2 separate regions of the Homo sapiens genome follow, and region 1 is linked to region 2. Evidence: read pairs that join two places in POLR2A ChIA-PET (ENCODE). Cell type or tissue: GM12878. All regions are shown on one strand. Links, peaks and the distances in the headings refer to the core of each region. The heading gives the core; the rest is flanking DNA. Region 1 overlaps LOC105375334 (a long non-coding RNA gene). Region 2 overlaps ZNF92 (zinc finger protein 92).

The links. Peaks named below come from ENCODE experiments on the same cell type or tissue, not always from the same donor. Only the 100,000 strongest peaks of a DNase experiment are listed, where the experiment ranks them.
Region 1: POLR2A ChIA-PET joins it to region 2 with 6 read pairs; 3 of 35 experiments call an interaction of 5 or more read pairs at or near these places.

The regions. Positions count from the first base shown.
Region 1 is chr7:65,290,147-65,302,554 of GRCh38, forward strand. All of the region lies in intron 1 of LOC105375334 (a long non-coding RNA gene), which reads left to right. It also overlaps the pseudogene LOC100419781. Among named protein-coding and RNA genes, the nearest start is that of ZNF92, 78 kb to the right of the region's middle. In GM12878, for the core only: no CTCF peak of the experiment used is centred there; a DNase peak (open chromatin) is centred at 5,472.
Region 2 is chr7:65,385,662-65,398,069 of GRCh38, forward strand. It overlaps ZNF92 (zinc finger protein 92), which reads left to right. Exons shown (of 4, transcript NM_152626.4): 2 at 2,241-2,367; 3 at 3,145-3,240. Among named protein-coding and RNA genes, the nearest start is that of ZNF92, 18 kb to the left of the region's middle. In GM12878, for the core only: no CTCF peak of the experiment used is centred there; DNase peaks (open chromatin) are centred at 2,421 and 5,070; H3K27ac peaks cover 1,558 bases.

The DNA of each region.
Region 1 (12,408 bases), core at 1,242-9,241, 96 kb before region 2:
TCCCAGCTACTCGGGAGGCTGAGTCAGGAGAATTGTTTGAACCCGGGGGCAAAGGTTGCAGTGAGCCGAGATTGTGCCACTGTACTCCAGCTGGGGTGACAGAGTGAGACTCCATCTTAAAAATAAAATAAAATAAAAATAAAGTTCATATGTTGAGAAAAAAGGATCTCAGGTTTTTGATTCAACTATTATGGTGCTGTTCGCAGCTGGCCTAGTTTTGTGTATTTATGTAGTATATTTACTTCAATCTAGTAATTGGAAAATTTAAAAATATTTTTCAGATATGTTTTCTCATTATACCTGAGATATGTTGAGAAAGCACTGCATAGAAGCTTTTTTCTTTCTTTTCTCCCTTCCTTCCTTCCTTCCTTCCTTCCTTCCTTCCTTCCTTCCTTCCTTCCCTCCTTTCTTTCTTTCTCTTTCTTTCTTTTCTCTCTCTCTTTTTCTCTTTCTCTCTTTTTTGATGGAGTTTCGCTGTGTCGCCCATGCTGGAGTGTAATGCCGTGATCTCGGCTCACTGCAACCTCCGCCTCCCGGGTTCAAGCGATTCTCCTGCTTCAGCCTCCTGAGTAGCTGGGATTACAGGCGCTGGCCACCATGCCTGGCTAATTTTTTGTATTTTTAGTGCAGACGGGGTTTCACCATGTTGGCCAGGCTGACGTTGAACTCCTGACCTCAAGTGATCCACCTGCCTCAGCCTGCCAAAATGCTGGGATTACAGGTGTGAGCCACCACGTATGGCCCTAGAAGCTTTTTTTCAAAAAGTAGTATTGGGAAGATATGGGAACCGTGGCCTTGAGAATTTACCCTTAAGGAGAGTGGGAGAGTAAAGGGTAAGTGTGAAGAACACAATAGATGTTACGATGGCTATACCAAATGTAGGACAACTACCTATACCAAACATACCACTGCTAAAAGAGGTCAAGAACATAAAGTATTCCGAAGACAGCACAATTTATGTCAATTGCTTTTTCTGTACTGTATGTGTGCGTGTGGTTTTCTTGTTTTGTTTTGTTTTGAGATGGAGTCTTGCTGTGTTGCCCAGGCTGGAGTGCAGTGGTGCCGTCTGGGCTCACTGCAAGCTCTGCCTCCTGGGTTCACGCTATTCTTCTGCCTCAGCCTCCCAAGTAGCTGGGATTACAGGCATGTGCCACCACTCCCGGCTAATTTTTGTGTTTTTAGTAGAGACAGGGTTTCACCATGTTGGTCATTCTGGTCTCGAACTCCTGACCTCGTGATCCGCCCACCTCAGCCTCCCAAAGTGCTGGAATTACAGGTGTGAGCCACTGCACCTGGCCCCGTACCATGTGTTTCTACAAATATTAATATCAATTTTGAAACATATTTTTCTTTGAAATAAAACTTAGAAAATCTAAATAGTAATCTAGACTATGTTCAAAATAATCATATGAACGAGTTGAAATATAAGACTGGATTAAACATTAAAATATTTCTGAAAAGCAAATATTTCAAAATGAGAATATTTCTAAATATGATCAGTTTAATGGGTCCTTGTTAAAAGGTGTTCACCAAGAAAAAATACCTTCTTCTGCCATAATCTGCAAATTTTGTCAATATGAGAAGGTCTTTACCCATTAAGTATTACTTAGCCAATATCATGGAATAGATAATTGTGGAAAACGTCACACATATAATACAACTTTGACAACCAGTAGGGAGGGCTCTACGCTATATATTTACCAAGATATTTTTATTGAAGAAAAAAATTAGCAATGCAATAAATCGATAAAACCTTGAGCCAAAGCTTAATCCCTAGAAAACATTAGAAAATTCATTTTCTAGAGAACCACTACAAATGTAGAAAGTGTGAGAAAGTCTTTTATTAGTTCTTCATCTTTATTATACATCAGAATACCAATGTTCAGAGAAGTCATACAAATATAATAAATGTGTAGAAGTTTTTAGCCAGTTGTCAAAACATACTCAGCATTAGAGAATCTATATTGGATAAAACTCAGATACAATAAATGTGAGACAGTTCTTAGTTAATAATCAAATCTAAAAAAACATGAGATAGCCTGGCGCGGTGGCTCACGCCTGTAATCCCAGCACTTTGGGAGGCCGAGGCGGGTGGATCACGAGGTGAGGAGATCGAAACCATCCTGGCTATCACGGTGAAACCCCGTCTCCACTAAAAATACAAAAAATTAGCCGGGCGTGGTGGCGGGTGCCTGTAGTCCCAGCTACTCTGGAGGCTGAGGCAGGAGAATGGCGTGAACCCGGGAGGCGGAGCTTGCACTTGCAGTGAGCCGAGATCGCACGACTGTACTCCAGCCTGGGTGACAGAGCGAGACTCCATCTCAAAAAAAAAAAAAAAAAAAAAAAAAAGAGATAATCCGTAATGATGAGAAAACTTACCAATTGAAAGAATGTGGCAAAACCTTTAACCATAGTTTACACTTTACTCAACACCAGAGAAATTCATACTGGGGAGAAACCCTGCAATTATTGAAATGCCACAAACTATTTGGTTGCTACTCAACCCTTACTTAACATAAGAGAATTCATATTAGAACTCTATAGAAGTAATTGATGTGAAAAGAGTTTATCTAAAATATGGAACTTAGAAATCACCATAGAGTTCACACAGAAAGAAACTTCACAGATGTAATAAATGTGATGAAATATTTAATAAAACTCGAGTATAAATGTGTCAGAAGATTTACACAAGAAAGGACTAAAGCACGAACATTTTCAGACTTTACATCAAACCAGAGTATTTATTACAGAGAATAATATAAAGTCAAGGCAATTAGATAATTTATTTGCTTATTTCTTTCAATCAAGCAAGAACATTGATGTTCTGTCATATTCAATGGATATATTATTGACACTGGCAGTACTTGAAATTTTTGAAAAGCAAGTATTATTGATATAATTCAATTCTCAAATAGTCGATGCTATATATTAATTCCTAGTGTTTATATAAAAATATGAGGTCTGTTTTTTCTGCCTCAGGGCCATGAAAGGCCATTCTATATTAGGTAAAAATTATTAATGTCAGTTTGTTTTAAGGAAAGTTTAATGGCAAATGTAAAATATATAAAGAAAATATAAAGAAAAATACTTGAATATAAAACAGTAATGCATGTAAAAATATATATGTTCAGATCATTATTCTTCTATATTAAAGTACAAGGAATATTCTGAAGTTTCCAAATTATTTCACCAATTGCTCCTTAAGTATAATAAAATGGTCAGGTTTTTAAAATACTGACATATCTTTGTAATGTTGGGTACTTTTTGTGATGGAAGACATAGAAGACAAATATTATTTGATAATTCAGATATCAGAAAAGTGAAAATAACTTCTATCAGAATAATTGTAAGTTTATTCAAAAGTAATGTTTATTAGATAGCCTTATGCTTTAAAAATGGAGAAAGCATGACTCCATAATCATGGTACTGGAAAAAAAAATGCTCCTTCAGTGTTCGTAATTCAGGGAGCATATAGGGGATTGTAAATGCTTCATTTAGACTATGCGTGAACTTAATTTGGGGTTTCAGTGTTACTATTTTTTTATTTCAATAGGTTTTTGGGGGACAGGTAGTGTTTGATTACATGAATGAGTTATTTAATGGTGATTTCGGTGTACCTGTCACCTAAGCAATGTACACTGTACCCAAATGTGTAGTCTTTTATCCCTCACCCCCCTCCCACCCTTTGCCCTAATTCCCCAAAGCCCAATTGTATTATTCTTATGCCTTTGCATTCTCATAGCTTAGCTCCCACTTATGAGTGAGAACATATAATGTTTGGTTTTCCATTCCTGAGTTACTTCACTTAGAGTAATGGTCTCCAATTACATCCAAGTTGCTGTGAATGCCATTAATTTAATTCTTTTTTATGGCTGAGTAGTATTCCATAGTGTGTGTGTGTATATATAATATACACCATATTTTCTTCCTTTTTTTCCTTTGAGACATATTCTAGCTCTGTCATCAAGGCTGGAGTGCATTGGTGTGATCTTGGCTCACTGGAACCTCCACCTCCCATGTTCAATCAATTCTCATGCCTCAGCCTCCTGAGTGGCTGACACTGCAGGCGTGAGCCACCATTTCCAGCTAATTCTTGAATTTTTAGTAGAGATGGGGTTTTGCCATGTTGGCCAGGCTGGTCTCAAACTCCTGGCTTCCAGTGATCCGCCCATCTTGGCCTTCCAAAGTGCTGGGATTACAGGTGTGAGCCACCACACCCAGCCACATTTCTTTTATCCACTTGTTGATTGATGGGTGTTTGGGCTGGTTCCACAGTTTTGCAATTGCAAATAGTGCTGCTATAAACATGCGTGTTCAAGTGCCTTTTAAGTATAATGACTTCTTTTCCTCTGGGTAAATACCTAGTAGTGGAATTGCCGAATTAAATAGTAGATCTATATATCTCCACACTGTTTTCCGTAGTGGTTGCACTAATTTACATTCCCACCAGCAGTGTAAAAGTGTTCCCTTTGCACCATACCCATGCCAACATCTATTTTTTTTATTATGGCCATTCTTGCAGAAGTAAGTTAGTATCCCATTGTGGTTTTGAATTGTATTTCCCTGATCATTAGTGATGTTGAGCCTTTTTTTCATATGTCTGTTGGCCATTTCTGTATCTTCTTGTGAGAATTGTCTATTCATTTCCTTAACCCACTTTTTAATGGGATTGTTTTTTTTCTTGATGACTTGTTTGATTTCCTTGTAGATTCTGGATATTAGTCCGATGTTGAATGCATAATTTGTGAAGCTCTCCCACTCTGTGAGTTGTTTATTCTGCTGATTATTTCTATTGCTTTGCAGAAGCTTTTTAGTTTTATTAAGTCCCATCTATTTAACTTTGTTTTTGTTGCATTTGCTTTTGGATTCTTGGTCATGAAGTCTTTACCTAAGCCAATGTCTAGAAGAATTTTTCCAGTGTTATCTTCTAGAAATTTTATGGTTTCAGATCTTAGATATACGTCTTTGATCCATCTTGAGTTGATTTTTGTATAAGGTGAGAAATAAGGATCCAGTTTCATTCTTCTATGTGTGGCATGCCAGCACCATTTGTTGAATAGGGTGTCCTTTCCCCACTTCATGTTTTTGTTTGCTTTGTTAAACATCAGTTGGCTGTAAATATTTGGCTTTATTTCTGGGTTCTCTATTCAGTTCCATTGATCTACATGCCTATTTTTATACCAGTACCATGCTATTTTGGTTACTATGGTCTTATGGTATCGTTTGAAGTCAGATAACATAATGTCTCCAGATTTGTTCTTTTTGCTTAGTTTTGCTTTGGCTATGCAGTCTCTGTTTTGGTTCCACATAAATTTTAGGATTGTTTTTTCTAGTTCTGTGAAGAACGATGGTGGTATTTTAATGAGAATTGCATTGAATGTGTAGATTGCTTTTGGCAGTATGGTCATTTTCACAGTGTTAACTCTACCGATGCATCCATGAGCATGAGATGTGTTTCTGTTAGTTTGTGTCATCTGTGGTTTCATTCAGCAGTGTTTTGTGGTTTTTCTTGTAGAGGTCTTTCACCTCCTTGGTTAAGTATATTACTGAGTATTTTATTTTATTTTTGCAGTTATTGTAAAAGGGCTTGAGTTCTTGATTTAATTCTCAACTTGGCCACTGTAGGTATATAACAGAGCTATTAATTTGTGTACATTAATTTTGTGTCCTGAAACTTTACTGAATTCATTATGAAATCTAGAAGCTTTTTGGATTAGTCTTTAGGATTTTCAAAATATACAATTATGTCCTCAGCAAACAGCAACTGTTTGACTTCTTCTTTACTGATTTGGATGCCCTTTATTTCTTTCTCTTGTCTGATAGCTCTGGCTAGGACTTCCAGTACTTTGTTGAATAGAAGTGGTGAAAGGGGCATCCTTGTCTTGTTCCACTTCTCATGGGGGAATGCTTTTAATTTTTTCCCATTCAGTATATTGTTGGCTGTGTGTTTGTCATAGACAGCTGCTATTACCTTAAGGAATTTTCCTTCTATGCCGATTTTTCTGACGGTTTTAATCATAAAGCAATGCTGGATTATGTCATATGCTTTTTTTCTGCATCTATTTTGACGGTTATGTGATTTTTGTTTTTAATTCTGTTTGTGGTGTGTTACTTTTTTTTTTTTTTTTTTCTGAGATGGGGTCTTGCTCTGTCGCCCAGGCTGGAGTGCAGTGGCGCGATCTTGGCTCACTGCAAGCTCTGCCTCCTGGGTTCATGCCATTCTCCTGCCTCAGCCTCCCGAGTAGCTGGGACCACAGGCGCCCGCCACCACACCTGGCTAATTTTTTGTATTTTTAGTAGTGACGGGGTTTCACCATGTTAGGCAGGATGGTCTCGATCTCCTGACCTCATGATCCACCTGCCTCGGCCTCCCAAAGTGCTGGGATTACAGGCGTAAGCCACCGCACCCGGCCAGTGTGTTACATTTATTGACTTGTGGATGTTAAACCATTCCTGCATCCCTGGTATAAAACCCACTTGATCATGGTGGATTACCTTTTTGATATGCTGTTGGTTTCAGTTAACTAGTATTTTGTTGAGGATTTTTGCATCTATGTTCATCAGGAATATTGGTCTGCAGTTTTCTCTTTTGTTATATCTTTTCCTGGTTTTGGTATTAGAGTAATACTGGCTTCATAGAATAATTTAAGGAGGATTTCCTCTTTCTCTATCTTTTGGAATAGTGTCAATAGGATTGGTACCCATTTTTTTTTTTTTTTTGAATTGTCTTATAGAATTCAGGTATGAATCGGTCTGGCCCTGGACTTTTTTTTGGGTAACTTTTTAATTACCATTATAATCTCGCTGCTGCTGCTGCTTCTTTTTTCTTCTTTCTTCTTCCTCATCCTCCTCCTCCTTGTTCTTCTTCTTTCTTTCTTTCTTCTTCTTCTTCGATGGGGTCTTGCTCTGTCACCCAGGTTGGAGTGCAGTGGCACGATCTCGACTCACTGCAACCTCCGCCTCCTGGGTTCAAGCAATTCTGCTGCCTCAGCCTCCCAAGTTGCTGGGATTACAGGTGCCTGCCACCACGCCTGGCTAATTTTAATAGAGATGGGGTTTCACTATGTTGGCCAGGCTGGTCTTGAACTCCTGACCTCAAGTGATCCACATGCCTTGGCCTCCCAAAGTGCTGGGATTACAGATGTGAGCCACTGCGCCCAGCCAGAATCTTGAATTAATTTAAAATTTTTAGTGAGACACCACTCCAGAGTACAGAGGGTGGTATGCACAATAAAAAGTTTTAAAAAGCAGCCATACGTTAAAAGTACAATAAACTGTTTGCCCAGTGAAGTGCATTTCTTGGTCTCTGGAAAGCTCAGAAGAAACTCCCCAAGAAGAAATTGTACAAGACTTAATATGGTCAGATTAAAGATGCAGTTGTCAAAGAAATTTGGTCATTTTCTTTTTTATTTTACACAGTTTACTCAAAAGGTGAACCCCAGGTCTTTTATTATTGCTTAAAAATACTTCACAAAAATTCTGTTTAAAAAAAGAAAACTGAATTGTATCCCATGTTTGATACAATTGATTGTATGATTAAAATTAAAGCTAATTTCAATAAAATCTCATAAACAGATCAGTGTAATCTCAGTCAGCTTTGACCGCTCATAATAAGATTTTTTTTTTTTTTTTGAGATGAAATTTTGCTCTTGTCGCCCAGGCTGGAGTGCAGTGGTGTGATGACGGCTCACTGTAACCTCCACCTCCTGGGTTCAAGAGATTCTCCTGCCTCAACCTCCCAAGTAGCTTGGATTACAGGTGCCCGCCACCACTCCCAGCTAATTTTTGTAGTTTTAGTAGAGATGGGGTTTCACCAAGTTGGCCAGACTGGTCTCAAAGTCCTGACCTCAGCTGATCCACCTGCCTCGGCCTCCCAAAGTGCCGGGATTATAGGCATGAGCCACCATGCCTGGCCCATAATAAGATTTTTTATAAAACTTTGGTTTTTCTATTTGTTAGTTTTTGGAGACAGAGTCTCACTGTGTCCCCCAGGCTGAAAGTGCAGTGGTGTGATCATGGCTCACTGCAGCCTCAACCCCACCAGGGGTTCTCCTACTTTAGCCTCCCCAGTAGCTGGGAATATAGACATTCAACACGATGCCCAGCTAGTATCTAAATTTTTTTTGTAGAGATGTGGTCTCCCTATGTTGCCCAGCCTGGTCTCAGACTCCTGAGCTCAAGCAGTTCTTCCTCCTCAGCCTCCCAAAGTGTTGGAATTACAGACTTGAGCCACCATGCTCCTCTATAAATCGTTTATAAACTCTTATAATTTTTTTCTATTCTTTTTCTTTCTTCAATTTCTATACCCATTTAATTGTTCTATCTCATTTTTTTCTTTTTTCAATTTAAGAAAACATTTAAATAATTTCTACATTAAGCAAAATTACTGTTTCTTTAAGAAAAACCACAATCCTCATGTCTTTTTCAATATGATCTTTTTTCCAACAGACATATCTTATTTTCTTTATACACACTGTATATAGAATTGTTCTTTATTTCTAGTTTCAATCACCATGTTAGTAAGAATTTTAAATCCTAATGATGTTCATTCATAGTATAAAAACCTAAGAAGTAAGAAAGTTTAACTCCTTCTATAATCCCAGCACTTTGGGAGGCCGAAGTGGGCGAATCACGAGATCAGGAGTTGGAGACCAGTCTGGCCAACATGGTGAAACCCCGTCTCTACTAAAAATACAAAAAATTAGCTTGGTGTGGTGGCGGGCGCCTGTAATCCCAGCAATTTGGGAGGCTGAGGCAGGAGAATCGCTTGAACCTGGGAGGTGGAGGTTGCAGTGAGCCGAGATTGTGCCACTGCACTCTAGCCCAGGCGACAGTGAGAGACTCTGTCCCCCCAAAAAAAGAATTTATAAATACACATTTTATAATATTTAGAAACATAATTCTAGTTGGACAGTTTTTCAGTTTGGAACAAAACATATTTACTAATATCTAGATAGCTTTTGTTTCTCTGAAATAAAAAGCCAAAAGTATATGATTATATTTAGTAATTAATGTCAGTAGTGTTAGCTAATGTCAGTAATGTTAGCTAATTTCATATTACTGTATGTTAGGCAAGTATTATAAGAGGCAATAGCTTTACAGTGAAATACACGCATATTTTGCTGGTAAGTCAGAAGCTAATTGTTTTTATTAATGCAACAATATTAAACTAATTACATTTACCAAATAATTTGCTCAAGTAGTGTGAACTTGAAAAATATTTGGACTTATTTATTTAATTTACAAACCCTTGTTTATCTTTAAGTTAATTTGGTACCATATGGATACTATACAAACAGAGGTATAAACATATGCATATATGTAGATACAGTACATAACTTATGTGTGTACACATGGATGCATTTAAAATTCAAAGAGATTGAGGAGTTCAATTAAAAATATACTAGAGCTTACACCTAAGAGGAACCTTTCCACCTGCACAAGCCTTGGAGCTCTGTGAGAAAAAATAAAAGTACTCTGCCAAAACAGAGTCCCTTATGTCCTTTCTGTCTTCTTCAAAGGGTCCCTGGGCCTCTAGAAATTTCCTTTAGGGCCCCTTATATGGTGTCAAAAGTGGCAAAAGGAAGGACTGACAGAACATAGTAAATGAAAAAACTAATTCTAGAGCAGCCAGTTTGAAAATATCTTCTTTATCAAAAAGCCAATAATGTTTTAGATTATCCTTGGCAAAAAATATGTCAACAAGAGGATAAATGAGGAGTTCATATAGATAGCAGGAGTTTAAGAAGTGGTAAATTTAGTTGACTGAGAAGCTTTTATGGAGAGAACAGAGACCTCAAATAAATGTATGTGTCCATATATAGTCTAAATATCAGTTTCAATTAAGTAAACTTTTGACTATAGGGTTCTTAAAATATTTTTGCCGGGTTTTAGCTGCATAAATAGCAAACATTTCTGTTTCTTGGCTATTTTATTCTGAAATTTACACTACTAATAAATAAGTTTTGGAGGTGGGGCATATTTCTTTACTAGAGGTGTAGGATAGTCGTTATTTAAAACTGTTTGCCTTTGAATTTTTTTTTTTTTTTTTTTTTTTTTGAGACAGAGTCTCGCTGTCACCCAGGCTGGAGTGCCGTGGCACAGTCTCGGCTCACTGCAAGCTCCGCCTCCCGGGTTCATGCCATTCTCCTGCCTCAGCCTCCTGAGTAGAAGGGACTACAGGTGCCCGCCAATATGCCCGGCTAATTTTTTGTATTTTAGTAAAGACAGGGTTTCACCGTGTTAGCCAGGATGGTCTCGATCTCCTGACCTCGTGATCCGCCCGCCTCAGCCTCCCAAAGTGCTGGGACTACAGGTGTGAGCCACTGCGCCTGGCCCGAAATGTTTTAATTATTTTCTCTTTGGATATATATCTTATTTAGCTTAGGAGAGAAGTCTATACAAACAATTTTTTTAATCACATTCTTAACATATATCAAAATTTTAAATCAAAGGGATACCTTAATAAATGTCTCAGAACTACACAAATAAACACACGTGAGACCACAACCAAGAAGTCCTTTATAGCTGTAATTAAGGTCTCCAAAAAAGAAGCAAAAGCTATAGCCCTTCTAAGATCCACATCTCTCTGATTGACAGCTTAAAGAACATTCGGCTAGCTGCAAATGGGGTACAACCCACATCTGTAGGCCATATATTTTAGGGTCCCGGCTTCTCAGCTGACCATCTACACACAAAGGCTAAATGGAATATTAAAAGATACAGTTGGTAAAACAAGAAAATAAAAGCTGTTCATTGGTATGGAAAAGCTTACAAATGTAATAAACCTGACTTGGAAGTTAAAATAATTAATGTAGAGTAGTTAACTGAGATAACAGTCATGATAAGATTATGCCAATAATTGAACTGGATGAATTAATAGTTTAGTAGGATCATCAACATCTTAATCCTACAGCAAATAAAATTTACATCTTTCTATTTACTCTTTGCATAACTACTCACTTGCCCTCCATTACTTAATTACTAAAACCTAATTCTCAGCGAGGCTTTCCTGGGACCACCTAAGCTTCAGTCCTTAACCACACTTGCATCAGCCTTCCCTCTTCTCCTTATCTTGCCTGGTGCAAACCACAGTGGTGCTCTGCTTGTCTGTTTCTTTGTATGTGTTTGCATTAAGACAGCTGCCTTCATGTCAATTCTAACCAGTTACAGCTATGAGATTTTTTTCACAGCATATAAAATGGTTATTTTCTCATTTAAAATCTTGCACATGTTGACCACAGTATCGTCACTCTTTTGAACTAAATGTTTCTAAAAATACCTTAGATATAAAACTTTAGAACACAGCCAAGAAGTAAAATTTTTTGCAACAGAAATATTAAACTATAATGGTATTTTGAGTATAAAATCTTTAGATAATGTTTTAAAGAGTCATTGCTTTCAAAGTATATTTGAAAAATAAAATTTTTTAAAAATTAGCTTAAGCAATAGATCTTTTTTGGAGACAGAGTTTCACTCTGTCTGGCTGGCTGCCTGGCTGGGTGCAATGGTACAGTCTCAGCTCACTGCCACCTCCACCTCCCAGACTCAATCCATCCTCCCGCACTCAAGCAATACTCTCACCTCAGCCTTCCAAGTAGCTGGGGCCACAGGTACACACCATCACACCCAACTAACATTTGTATTTTTTCTAGAGATGGGGTTTCACCATGTTGCCCAGACTAATCTCAAATTCCTGGGTTCAAGCAGTCCACCCACCTCAGCCTCTTAAAGTGCTGGGATTACAGGCATGAGCCACCACACCTGGCCCTAGACTTTTTTTTTTTTTTTTTTGAGATGGAGTTTCACTCTTGTTGCCCAGGCTGGAGTGCAATGGCGCGATCTCAGCTCACCACAACCTCCGCCTCCCGGGTTCAAGCAATTCTCCTTCCTCAGCCTCCCAAGTAGCTGGGATTACAGGTGTGCGCCACCATGCCTGGCTAATTTTGTATTTTTAGTAGAGACGGTTTTCTCCATGTTGGTCAGGCTGGTCTCGAACTCTCGACCTCAGGTGATCCACCCACCTTGGCCTCCCAAAGTGCTGGGATTACAGGCGTTAGCCACCGTACCTGGCCAGCCCTAGACTTTTAAATGAGAAAATACAAGGACTTAAAGGGGATATATTGTAACATAATAGAAAAAACACACAGAAAGTAAGCAAAAACAACAGAATCACATTTCGATGGTGCTATAATCTAATTTGTTACTTGACATGTTTCACAACTTGCTTTGTGTATCATCACTGCATAATGGCATCTTTGTTAAGGGCTTCCATCCATTCCAACCAGATGTTATTAAACCATGCTCCCTTGTTGCATTCTTGGATAAAAACACCTTCATTCTCATGTGGAAATGATTCCTGACAGTATGCCCTGAGAAATACCCGAAAGAAAGGCAGTTAGTTTTTGT
Region 2 (12,408 bases), core at 1,994-9,993:
CTGTTATAGAGGACAGAAATGGGTGGACTTTTTCTGCAGGTCTTGGACCTTCTGCCTGTGGGTGTGGTGGTAGCAGGTAAACAGGTGGTGCCGACACCTTTAAAGCCATATTCTTAAGATTCAGGTGTAATTTCTCCAGAGAATCATCTGAGAAAGAATCCCAGAGCAGGAAGAGAAAGAGGAAAAAATGGCTATTTTTCCGCTAAAAGTGTCTCAGATCAAGAGCTGTGTCCACTGTGCCTCCTGGAATGCCATGTGTTTAGTACTTATAAACCTTCTCTACTTGTGCTTTTCCTCCCTAATGAGTTTGTTTTAACTACTGTAAAAAATTTTCATTATAGTCAAGTATCTGAAAAATTTTTATTTATTTATTTTTGAGAAGGAATCTCACTCTGTCACCCAGGCTGGAGTGCAGCGGCATGATCTTGGCTCACTGCAACCTCTGCCTCCCGGGTTCAAGCAATTCTCCTGCCTCAGCCTCCTAACTAGCTGGGATTACAGGCGCGTGCCACCATGCCCGGCTAATTTTTGTATTTTTGGTAGAGACGGGGTTTCACCGTGTTGACCAGGCTGGTCTCGAACTCCTGACCTTGTGATCTGCCTGTCTTGGCCTCCCAAAAGTGCTGGGATTACAGGCATGAGCCACCGCACCCAGGCAAATATTTCTTCCTATATACTGGAGCCTTCTCTACATCATGGCTTCTTATATGCCATGTAGAATTCTCACCATGAATTTATGATCTTAAAAATGTTCCCTTTGTGACTATTGAATATGGGAGGATGAATATACTCAAGATTCCTATTGGGGAAAAGCTGGGGTCCTTAGTCAAGGAGAACATGTAATATTGAGGTTTCATCTGTCTTCTCCATTAGCTCTATGCAGAACAGGATTAAGAAAATGCTTTTTGAAACAGGATGGCATTTACTACCCAGAAAGTTCTGAAGAAAATTATTAGGAGATATATGTTGTCTAGGGTGCTAAAGAAAGACTATTTAAAATTACTATTAAAAATTGCAGAACATGGGAGATATCTGTATCTCAAACTTTGCATAAAATGGATGTTTCTTTATGGTTAAATTCAGGCTATAATTTACTTTTTGGGGAAGTAATATCCCAGCAGTGATGCTGTGTCCTTCTGTTCATCAGCACATTATAAAAATTTGTCCTAGTTCAGTTGATATTAATGATTCACTTGGTTAAAGAGCTCTCTGACAGATTTTTTCACTATAGAGTTAGTAATTTTTCTCTCGATTATTAAGTATCTGTTTTCTTTCTTCTTTTTTTTTTTTTTTTTGAGACGGAGTTTCACTCTCGTTCCCCAGGCTAGAGTGCAATGGCGCAATCTCGGCTCACTGCAACCTCCGCCTCCTGGGTTCAAGCAATTCTCCTGCCTCAGCCTCCTGAGTAGCTGGGATTACAGGCACGCGCCACCATGCCCGGCTAATTTTTTGTATTTTTAGTAGAAATGGGGTTTCACCATGTTAGCCAGGCTGGTCTCTGAACTCCTGACCTCAGGTGATCCGCCCACCGCAGCCTCCCAAACTGCTGGGATTATAGGTATAAGCCACTGGGCCCAGCCAGTTATTAAGTATCTTTATGCAGCTGATGTGCATAAACCATTACAGTTAATCTGGCAGCTGCCCTTCTTTATTAGGTTTTCTTTGCATATATCTGTCTTTGGAAAATGAAGGCTCTCGTCTTTGTTTATGGGTCAGAAAAACTGGGAAAACCCACACTCCTCCCCCTTACTGGATGCTTGACAAAATAATCTTCTTGGGCAAAAATCATTGGCATTATTGGTGATCTTCTTAGAAATTAAGAAACTCAGACTTTATTCCAGATGTTCTGAAAAAATATATGCATAACAAGATCTTCAGTTTATCATACACATTAAAATTTGAGAGGTCACTTCTAACTCCATGTCTTTTCCATCTGAAACATATACACTCAGAAATGTACGTTTGTGTTCATGCCCTTAATTTTATACTTTATCATCCAGAAAAGTATCATGTATACACTGGTGTTATGGATCTTATGTCATTCTCTTTTCTCAGAGTTAGAGAATACATTAGAAAATATTTCTGTATTGAAAATTATTTTATTGGATCATTTCAGTCACTCCTGTAAGTCAGAACTTGTTCTCTTTACTCTTTCATTTCACCTTAAGTCAAATAAAAAATTCTGCCCATGGCCACTTAGTAAACATATGTGTGTTTGTGTGTGTGTGTGTGTTTTTCAGGGACCACTGACATTTAGGGATGTGAAAATAGAATTCTCTCTAGAGGAATGGCAATGCCTGGACACTGCGCAGCGGAATTTATATAGAGATGTGATGTTAGAGAACTACAGAAACCTGGTCTTCCTTGGTGAGGATAACTTCAATACACAATACACAATGCTCTAAAAGTTTCATTTCTCCTCTTTGTAAAATGTTTTTTGGTAATTTATGCTTTGCATAAATGAGTTTCAGATCCCAGTTTTCAAGAAAACAGAGATTTGTCAGTATAGAAAAGAACTTCTTCAAGATGTTTCATTTTGACCTGAACTCTCCACATTCCTGAGCTGATCTATATCCTTCACTCTAAATTAGTGGTAATTCCAGAAATTTATTGGCATAAAATATTGTTGCTACCACCAATTTTTCATTTAGTAGTACTGGGCAGTATTAAATAAAATTAAAGATCTACAAATGTAGGCTGGGCGTGGTGGCTCATGCCTGTAATCCCAGCACTTTGGGAGGCTGAGGTGGGTGGATTACCTGAGGTCAGGAGTTCGAGAGCAGCCTGGCCAACATGGTGAAACCCTGTCTCTACTAAAAATAAAAAAATTAGCCAGGCGTGTTGGTGGGCGCCTGTAATCCAACTACTCAGGAGGCTGAGGCAGGAGAATCGCTTGAACCCGGGAGGCAGAGATTGCAGTGAGCTGAGATCGTGCCATTGCACTCCAGCCTGGGTGACAGAGTGAGGCTCTGTCTTTAAAAAAAAAAATCTACAAATTTAAAATATTTAGATATTTGTCATAAATTAGTATTTGGGGATTAATTTACTAGATTAATCTATTGCATCCTCTTTACTGAGCATATTACTATGTTGGTAATTGGAGAATATGAGCAAGATTTATGTTATTTATTTTTAATAAAACAGGTATTGCTGTCTCTAAGCCAGACCTGATCACCTGGCTGGAGCAAGGAAAAGAGCCCTGGAATCTGAAGAGACATGAGATGGTAGACAAAACCCCAGGTAGGTGACAGTTAATACAACAGACAACACAAATGAGAGGTCCAAAAGTCAAGGAGAAGGCCAGTCATTTTTTCTTAGTCGGAGTTTTGACCTTGTTGTCCAGGCTGGAGTGCAAGGGTGTGATCTTGGCTTACTGCAACCTCTGCCTCCCAGGTTCAAGCGATTCTCCTGCTTCAGCCTCCCGAGTAGCTGGGATTACAGGCACCCACCACCATGCCTGGCTAATTTTGTATTTTTAGTAGAGACGGGGTGTCTCCATGTTGGTCAGGCTAGTCTCGAACTCTCGACTTCAGGTGATCCGCCCGCCTCAGCCTTCCAAAAGTGCTGGGATTACAGGCGTGAGCCACTGCGCCTGGCCTCAGTCTTTAAAATGTAATTTGGGAAGCTGTTTCCAAAAAAAATAGTTTCTGGGAAGCCTGAAACTTTTATTTTGCTCTCACATAGGGGCATCTTCTGTCTAATGCTTTTAAATTTTCTAAGGTGATCTTCTTCAAGTTTACAGTGAGAGCCAAAGTCCTTTTCATGGGAGGAAGAGACTGCACAATCTGACTACTTTTCCATTGCTTTTGAGGACACACAAATAGCTGCATAATTTTGAGAAACTCTGTTAAACTACTTTTCTTTTTGTTTTTTTGAGACAGAGTCTCGCTCTGTCGCCAGGCTGGAGTGCAGTGGCGCGAGCTTGGCTCACAGCAACCTCTGCCTCCTGGGTTCGAGCAATTCTCCTGCCTCAGCCTCCCGAGTAGCTGGGACTATAGGCATGCACCACCACGTCCAGCTAATTTTTGTATTTTTAGTAGAGATGGGGTTTCTCCACGTTGGCCAGGATGGTCTTGATCTCTTGACCTTGTGATCCGCCCGCCTCGGCCTCCCAAAGTGCTGGGATTACAGGTGTGAGCTACTGTGCCTAGCCCAGAAATTTATTATTAATATTACTATTATTTTTCTGAGACGGAGTCTTACTCTGCTGCCCAGGCTGGAGATCAGTGGTGCAATCTCGGCTCACTGCAAGCTCCGCCTCCCGAGTTCACACCATTCTCCTGCCTCAGCCTGCCAAGTAGCTGGGACTACAGGTGCGAACCACCATCCCTGGCTAATTTTTTGTATTTTTAGTAGAGATGGGGTTTCACCATGTTAGCCAGGATGGAGAAATGTATTATTTTAATGGTATTACAAATAAGATTGTTTTTTTCCTCTTTTATATCATGTAGCTTATTTTAAGTGTATGGAACCATAACTTGTATGTTAATTTCATATTGTGCTGATTTATTATTAGTTTAGACATGTTTAAATGTTTATGATTTTCTCTATATAAGATTATGTGATCTACAAACAGCAACTTTTTACCTATCTGTCTTCAATGTCAATGGCTTTTTAAATTTTTTAAATTCTTTTGCCACATAATTCCAGTGCTATGTTAAAATGGAAGCATTGACATTGGCACAATATAGTTTTGCATTGGTGTCTGTAAATTTGAAGGAGCAAACAGCTCTTCAGGTTTTTATAAACTGGTTTTAGAAGGTAAAGATCTTTTGTTGGGTTCCCACGGTGATGGGATGCCCTCTGGGTTTGTAGTGGAGAGGGGTGTAGCTTGGTCACAAGGCTGCTGGGTCTACACTAGGGTCCACCTTTACTGGCTTATTACAAGGGGCTTGGGTATTTGTAATTTCCATTTTATTTTTAGACAGACTGAATATCCTCCAGGACTTTGCTCTGTCGGGCAGACACTAGGGCAGGTTTCTGTAGTCGGGTCTGCATATAATGGACCTTGTATCAGGATGTGGATGAGTGTGGCTTTCACTGAGTACCAGAGAGGATTTCCCCAGGCCACTGTGTAGGTTTCTGTGTAGATATAACTGGCCATAAACTGTGGCTCAGAGAGTTGGAACTGAGTCATTAAACTGCTTCAGAGACCACAGTAAAGGCCAAGGTCTGCAAGCCGGCCTGCCTGCATGGCTATAAATGGTTGTCTTCCTCCAGGCCGCTGGAAGGGCAGGACCTTTTCCAGACTGTGGCTGGGAGAAGTTTGGGATGGTTGCAGAGTAAGTTCAGAATTCTCAGTGGGACCAAGTTTGGTGGGCCATTTTCTGGTCTGTAGCCAAGAACAGGAGTCCTTTAGTTTGCCGCCTGAATGAGGGCCTGCCTTCTAAAAACAACACTCCTCAATCTTGGGTTTAGCATTTCACAACTCCCTCCCTGGATCTCAAAGCTCTCTTAAAGGCGCTTATTTTTGAGATGGGGTCTTGCTTCATAACCCATTCTGGTCTTGAAATCCTGGCCTGAAGCAATCTCCAACCTCAATGTATGATAAAGCTTTCATTACAGGTGTGAGCCATGATGCCTGGCTCTCTCAAAAGGCCTTTTTATGAGGGATGGCTGACAAATTTTCTTGCTGTTGGAGGATAACAAAATAAGGCAACTTTTATTGTCCTATCTTCCTGATGTCACTCTTCCTATACATTTTTACTTTCTATTTTCTATTTCAAATTTGTCTGTAACTTTAGAATCAGACCTTTGGGACAATATGCTAGAATTTACATGTTATGCCTGAAGTAAATTAGATAATTTACTCCATAATTACTAAAATAGTTACTTATAAATTTAAGTTTGCGGCAGGCAAAAAGGAATAGTATTTTCACCCACTTTTTAGCCTATATCTAAGTAATAACATAATGTATCCCCCAAATATTTGTTTTATCTATCAGAGGCACTAACCATATTCAGCAAAATAAAAATTTTTTCTTTATTTGGCAACGTAAGGCTATTCTTTGCTTCTATAGTTGGATTGCAGCAGTTTCATCTAGTGTAAGAATAGCATATATTTAAAACATAAAAATTATCTCAATTTTTAAAAATGCTTACTTATTAAGTTTTTTATTAGAATCTTCTATGTATGGTTATACTGCATTTTCTCTGAAATTTTACTGCCATACAGTGCATGCCAGTGATTCAAATACTTGCCTTCCATGAGTACACAGTTACACTCAAATATTGCAGTTATCTAGACAAATTCTTTTTAATGGTACATCAATATTGCAAACCAGGTTTTATGAGTAAACATTTCTTTTAATGTTTTACAGTTCCATATTAGTGTTTTTTGTTTAGTGTAGGTTTCTTATCAGTTTTTGTTTCTTGTTTTTACGGTTTTAGCAATTTGCACTTCTGTTTGTACACTTTAAGTGAATGTTGGGTTTAACTGGGAAATAAGTCAGCCATATGTCCATCATAGTCTGATTATATATGTGTGTGTTTTTATCTATTAATATGACTTTAATTTTGGTTATGGCATATCTTGTGTATATTCTTTCTTAGCTGATTTTCAATGGTTGTTTTGTCTAAGTGAGTAGTCATGGAAATAGTCTTTCTACCATGTGTTTAATGATAAATATTGTATAATTTCCTTTGGGTAAGAGAAACATTTTTGTAATTTGAAGGTAATTTTTGGAAATATTTGTAATTCTATTTTTTTTTTTTTTAGTTTTTCTTTTAAAAAATAATTGTTGTAAAAACACATAACCTAAAATTTACCATCTTAAATCTATTTAAGTTTACATTTCATTGCCAGGCATGGTGGTGGCTCACATCTGTAATCCTCAGATTTTGGGAGGCCAAGACAGGAGCATCACTTGAGCCCACATTTTTTTTTTTTTTTGAGATGGAGTTTTGCTTTTGTTGCCCAGGCTGGAGTACAATGGTGTCATCTCAGCTCACCGTAACCTCCGCCTCCTGAGTTCAAGTGATTCTCCTGCCTCAGCCTCCTGAGTAGATGGGATTACAGGCATGTGCTACCATGCCTGGCTAATTTTGTATTTTTAGTAGAGACAGGGTTTCTCCATGTTGGTCAGGCTGTTCTCCACCTCCCGACCTCAGGTGATCCACCCACCTCAGCCTCCCAAAAGTGCTGGGATTACAGGAGTGAGCCACCGTGCCCGGCCAGAGCCCAAATGTTTGAGGCCAGCTTGGACAGCATGTGGAGACCCTCTCTCTACAACTTTTCAAAAAAATAGCCTGACATGGTGGTTGTCACCTGTGGTCCCAGCTACTTGGGAGATTGAGGGGAGAGGATTACTTAAGCCTGGAAGTTTGAGGCTGCAGTGAGCCTTAATTGTGCCACTGCACTGCAGCTTGGGTGACAAGTGGGACCCTGTCTCCAAAAAGCTGTACATTTCAGGCATGTTGACTATATTCACATCATTATGCAAAAGACTTCTTGAAATTTTACATCTTGTAAAACTAAAACTCAGTACCCGTTAAGCAATAACTGCCCATTTTACCTTCTCTCCAGCCCTTGACAAACACCCTTCCACTTACTATTTTTATGAGTGTGACTGTTTAAGATATCTCATATAAGTGGGATCACACAGTATCCATCATTTTGTTACTGGCTTATGTCAGGTGACAAAATATTCTCAAAGTTTATCTTAAAATGTGACAATTTTCTTTTTTAAGGCTGAAAAATATTCCACTGTATTTGTATGTTATATTTTTTGATGTGTTTATAAATCAAGAAGACAGTTGGGTTGCTTCAGCCTTTTGGCTTTTGTGAATACTGGTACAATAAACATAGATGTTCAAATATATTTTTAAGATCCTATGTTGCATAGTTTGGATATAGATTCATAAATGGGATACAGTAATAACAATTCCATCTTTAATTATTTGAGAAACATGTATATAATATTTTAAAATAATGGCTACATCCTTGTTTTTCACCAAAAAATAACATGGGTTTTATTTTCATTGCATCAACAGATTTGGTGCCTTTTAAAAAATGTATAGTGGCTATTCTAACTGGTATGAGGTGATTTTGTTTTTCATTGTGCTTTTTATGCATTTCTCTATAAGTTAGTAATTTTGTCTGTCCTTTCAAATGCTTTTTCCCATGTATATATATCTCTTGATAAAGATTCAATTATTTAAAATTCAATATTATTGAACTTTATATGATACTTTATATGATAAACTTTATATGATAAAGTTCAATTATTTCTTCATTTCTGTTCTTCATATCTTCATTTCTCATCAAGTTATTCAACTTTATTGTTCAGTTTGAAGAGTTGTTTATATATTCTGAATATTAGCTCCTATCACATGTGATTTGCAAACATTTTCACTTATTTCCTAGGGGACGTTGTCACTCTCTTGAATGTTTTCTTTGATGTGTAAAAATTTTGAAGTATAGCGTAATTCAGTTTTTCTGTTCTTTTCTTTGTTGCTCATGCATTAATATCATAAGTGGTGCCAAGACCAATGTAATGTCTTTCCTCTATATTGTTCCTAAGAGATTTGTTAGTTTTTTTTATGTCTAAGTATTTTATTTAAAATATTTTTTGTATATGGTTCAAGGAAAGGATCAAACTTTATAAGTGTTAATGTCCAGTTTCACCATTATTTTTTGAAGAGACTATCTTTCCTCTATTGTGTGCTCATGGCAACTTTGGAAGATCATTTGATCATATATAGAAGGGTTCATTTCTAGGCTCTCTATTCTGTTCTTTCATCTCTTTATCTGTCTTTGTGTCAGTACCACATTGTTTTTGTTATTGTAGATTTTAATATGTTGTGAAATCAGGAAGTATAATGGCTGTTTGTTCTTTTTCATGGGTGTTTGGATAGTTATAGATTTTAATCAAATTTTAAAAATTTAGACAATATTTCTGTTAAAAACTGTGCTATAGTATTTTTATAGAGATTATGTTGAATTTCTTTACCACTGTAGGTTGTATTGACATCTTAACAAAATGAAGTTTTTTTGTTTGTTTTTTGAGACGTTGTTTCGCTCTTGTTGCCCAGGCCAGAATGCAATGGCTGGTGCGATCTGGGCTCACTGCAACCTCTGCCTCCCAGGTTCAAGCGATTCTCGTGCCTCAGCCTCCCAATTACAGGTGCCTGACTCCACGCCCAGCTAATTTTTTTGTATTTTTAGTAGAGACGGGGTTTCACCATGTTGGCCAGACTGGTCTCAAACTCCTGACCTCAGGTGATCCACCCGCCTTGGCCTCCCAAAATGCTGGGATTGCAGGCATGAGCCACTGTGCCTGGCCCAAAATGAAGTTTTTTGACCCTTGAGCAAAAATATGTTGAAGAATGTGTTTTATTTTCACATTTCTTTTAATTCCTAGTTTCTTTCAGTTTTGGTCAGAAAACATACCATTTATTATTTTGGTCTTAAGTTTATTTATTGTTGTTTCTGAGACAGGCTGGAGTGCAGTGGCATAATTTTGTCTCACTGCAGCCTCAGTCTCCTGTGCTCAAGTGATCCTTTTCCTCAGCCTCCTGAACAGCTGGGACTACAGACATGCACTACCATGCCTGGCTAATATTTTGATCATTTGTAGGGACAGATTCTCACTGTGTTGCCCAGGCTGGCCTCAAACTTCTGGCTTTAAGTCATCCTCCCACCTTGAAATCCCAGAGTGTTGGGTTATAGGCATGAGCCCCTGCACCCAGCTGGTATTCTTATATTAATAAGACTTGGTATGTGTCCTAACAGAATACACCAGCTGCAAATAAGAATATTGTGTATTCCCTTGCTTTTGACTAGAAAGTTTTGTACATGTCTGTTAAGCCTAGTTGGTCTATGATATTGTTTGGATGTTCATGTTCTTCAAACCTCATGCTGCGATGTAATCCTCAATGTTTGATGTGGGACCTGGAGGAAGGTGCTTGGGTCATGGGGGCAAATTCCTTATGAATGGCTTGGCACTATCCTCTTGGTAATCAAAAAGTTTACACTCCATCAATTCAAGTGAGAGCTAGTTTATTAAAAGAGTAGACAGTTATGGTAGTTATAGATTCCTGGTAAATTGACCCGTTTTACAATTATATAATATCAGTCTTTATCTCATGCTGGTACTTGACTTAAAGCATATATGTCTGATATAATTATGACTGCCTCACCCAATTGTGGTTGCAATTTGTATAGATATAGATCTTTTTCATTCTGTTACTTTCAGCCTATTTGACTTAGTGCCAAAATGGATCTCTTTTAGGCAGTATATTGTATGCTTTCTTATTTATTTATTTTTGAGATAGGGTCTCACTCTGTCAACCAGGCTGGTTTGCAGTGGTGTGATCATGGCAATGAGCTGCAGCCTCAACCTCCCAAACTCAGATGATCTTCTCATTTCAGCCTGTCAAGTAGCTGGTTACAGGCATGTGCCATCATACCCAGCTAGTTTTTTGTATTTTCTGTAAAGACGGTTTTGCCATGTTGCTGAGGCTGGTCTCAAACTCCTGCAGTCAAGTGATCAGCTCACCTTGACCTCCCAAAGTCCTGGGATTACATTTCTTTTTATTAACTAGTTTATATTTAAAATGATTTTTTAAAGAAATGATGTTACTATTACCAGTTTCATTGTTATTGTTTCTTGTGTTTTTTAGATATGTTTTTTCTCATTTCCTGTTTTACTCCTTGAATTTTTGTTTAATCTCATAGTGACCTGCTTTATTTTTTGTTTTGCATAGTTTCTATAAATATTATCTTTGTAATCATCTTGAAAAATGAAGATTATATAAAACATCTTAAAGTTAAAACATTTTCTAGTTTGTTACTAATACTACAAATTATATTGTGTTTCTATTAACAGATTTATTCAGATTTATATTTTGTTTCTCATATTCTATAGGAGAACTTTAAGGGTTTGATGCTCCATCATTATGATAGTAAAGAATTCTGTGTGTGTCTATATTTACATTTAATAGAGAGCTTTATATTTATATATGGTTTTATGATGCTGTGCAGCATTATTTTATTTTTCAACATAATGGAGTCATTTTAGCATTTCTCTTTTTGTATATGCAATGTCTCACTATGTTGCTCAGGCTGATCTTGAACTCCTGGTCTCAAGTGATTGATTGCCTTGGCCTCCTAAAGCTGTAGGATTACAGGCATGAGCCATGGTGCCTGCTCACCATGTAGCATTTCCTGTAGGACTGTGCAAGGGATAATAAACACCCTTACCTTTTATTTTGGAAAATCTATTTTTTTCTTGTTTTTAAAGTAAAACAATTTCTAACCAAGTTATTGGTTAGGAATATTTTTTCTCTTATTACGTCAAAATTTGAAAGTTCTCAGCCTTTTTTATCTTCAAGTATCCTCTGTACTACTTTTTTTTTTCTATATTCTTCTAAGATTTCTCCCATGAATATATTGATTTAATTGATGGTGGCCAGTAAGTTTTACCTTCTGTGTTATAATTTTGTTTTGGACTTTGACTACATCACACAGTTTCTTTATGGCCTGCAAAATTTTTGTTGACAGTTCACTGGTTATCTCGTAAGAGTATGCACATAAATGATGCATTACTTTTATCTTGCAGCTCCCAAGACTCTCTTCTTGTCTGTAACTTCTGAAATTGTGCTTATATATGTGTTTGTTATAAGTATCTTTTTGTGTATCCTAGTTTGTCTAGCTTCTTCATGTTTTATTTTTCAGTTTCTTTTTGTATTTTTTACCTCCACAATTTCTGAGGGGGTGTCGATATTTTGAATATTTTTGTTATCCTCATTTATCTGATTTTCAGAAATCGTCTGTGTTTCTGTTTCACTCATTGAATATTATTCAGTTTATTTTCAATTTCTTTATAACTTTATTTTTTATGGTTGCTTTCTAAAAATTTTATATTTTTTTGACAGGGCCATGTTGCCCTAATATTTTGTATACATTGTAATGTTTGATTGAGATTTGGACATTAAAAAAAAGCTGCCTATTACAATCTTTATTATGTAGCCTTGTCCTGGCATAGTCTTAAACCAATTGTCTTGGCTAGAGATTCCGGGAGTCTCTCAAACATGTTCTTAGGATGTGCCTTGTCTGAAATTTTGTGTTTACTTTTTAGTTAAAGGAGTTCATTTGTGTTTTTTGTTAAGTCGGTAATCAGTTGCTACACGTGTTCGCTGTCTGTGGTGCTGCTGCATTCTCTCTGCTGCTGTAATGTTTACCTTTGGTCTCAGCAGACAAACTGTCATTCCAAAGTATACCACCATTTCCTTCAGCACTTTATGGCATGGGAGACAGAAACCAGTGTCTTGAAAGGCCCCTAGAGGCCAAAAATAAAGATGTATGTGCCAGTATTTTTCTTGTCTTTTAAAAAGAAACCGGGAGTTGGCAATTTGTTGCTGAAGACACTAGGTTATTGAGGAGCAGGAAGAGCTGTGTTGGGTAAA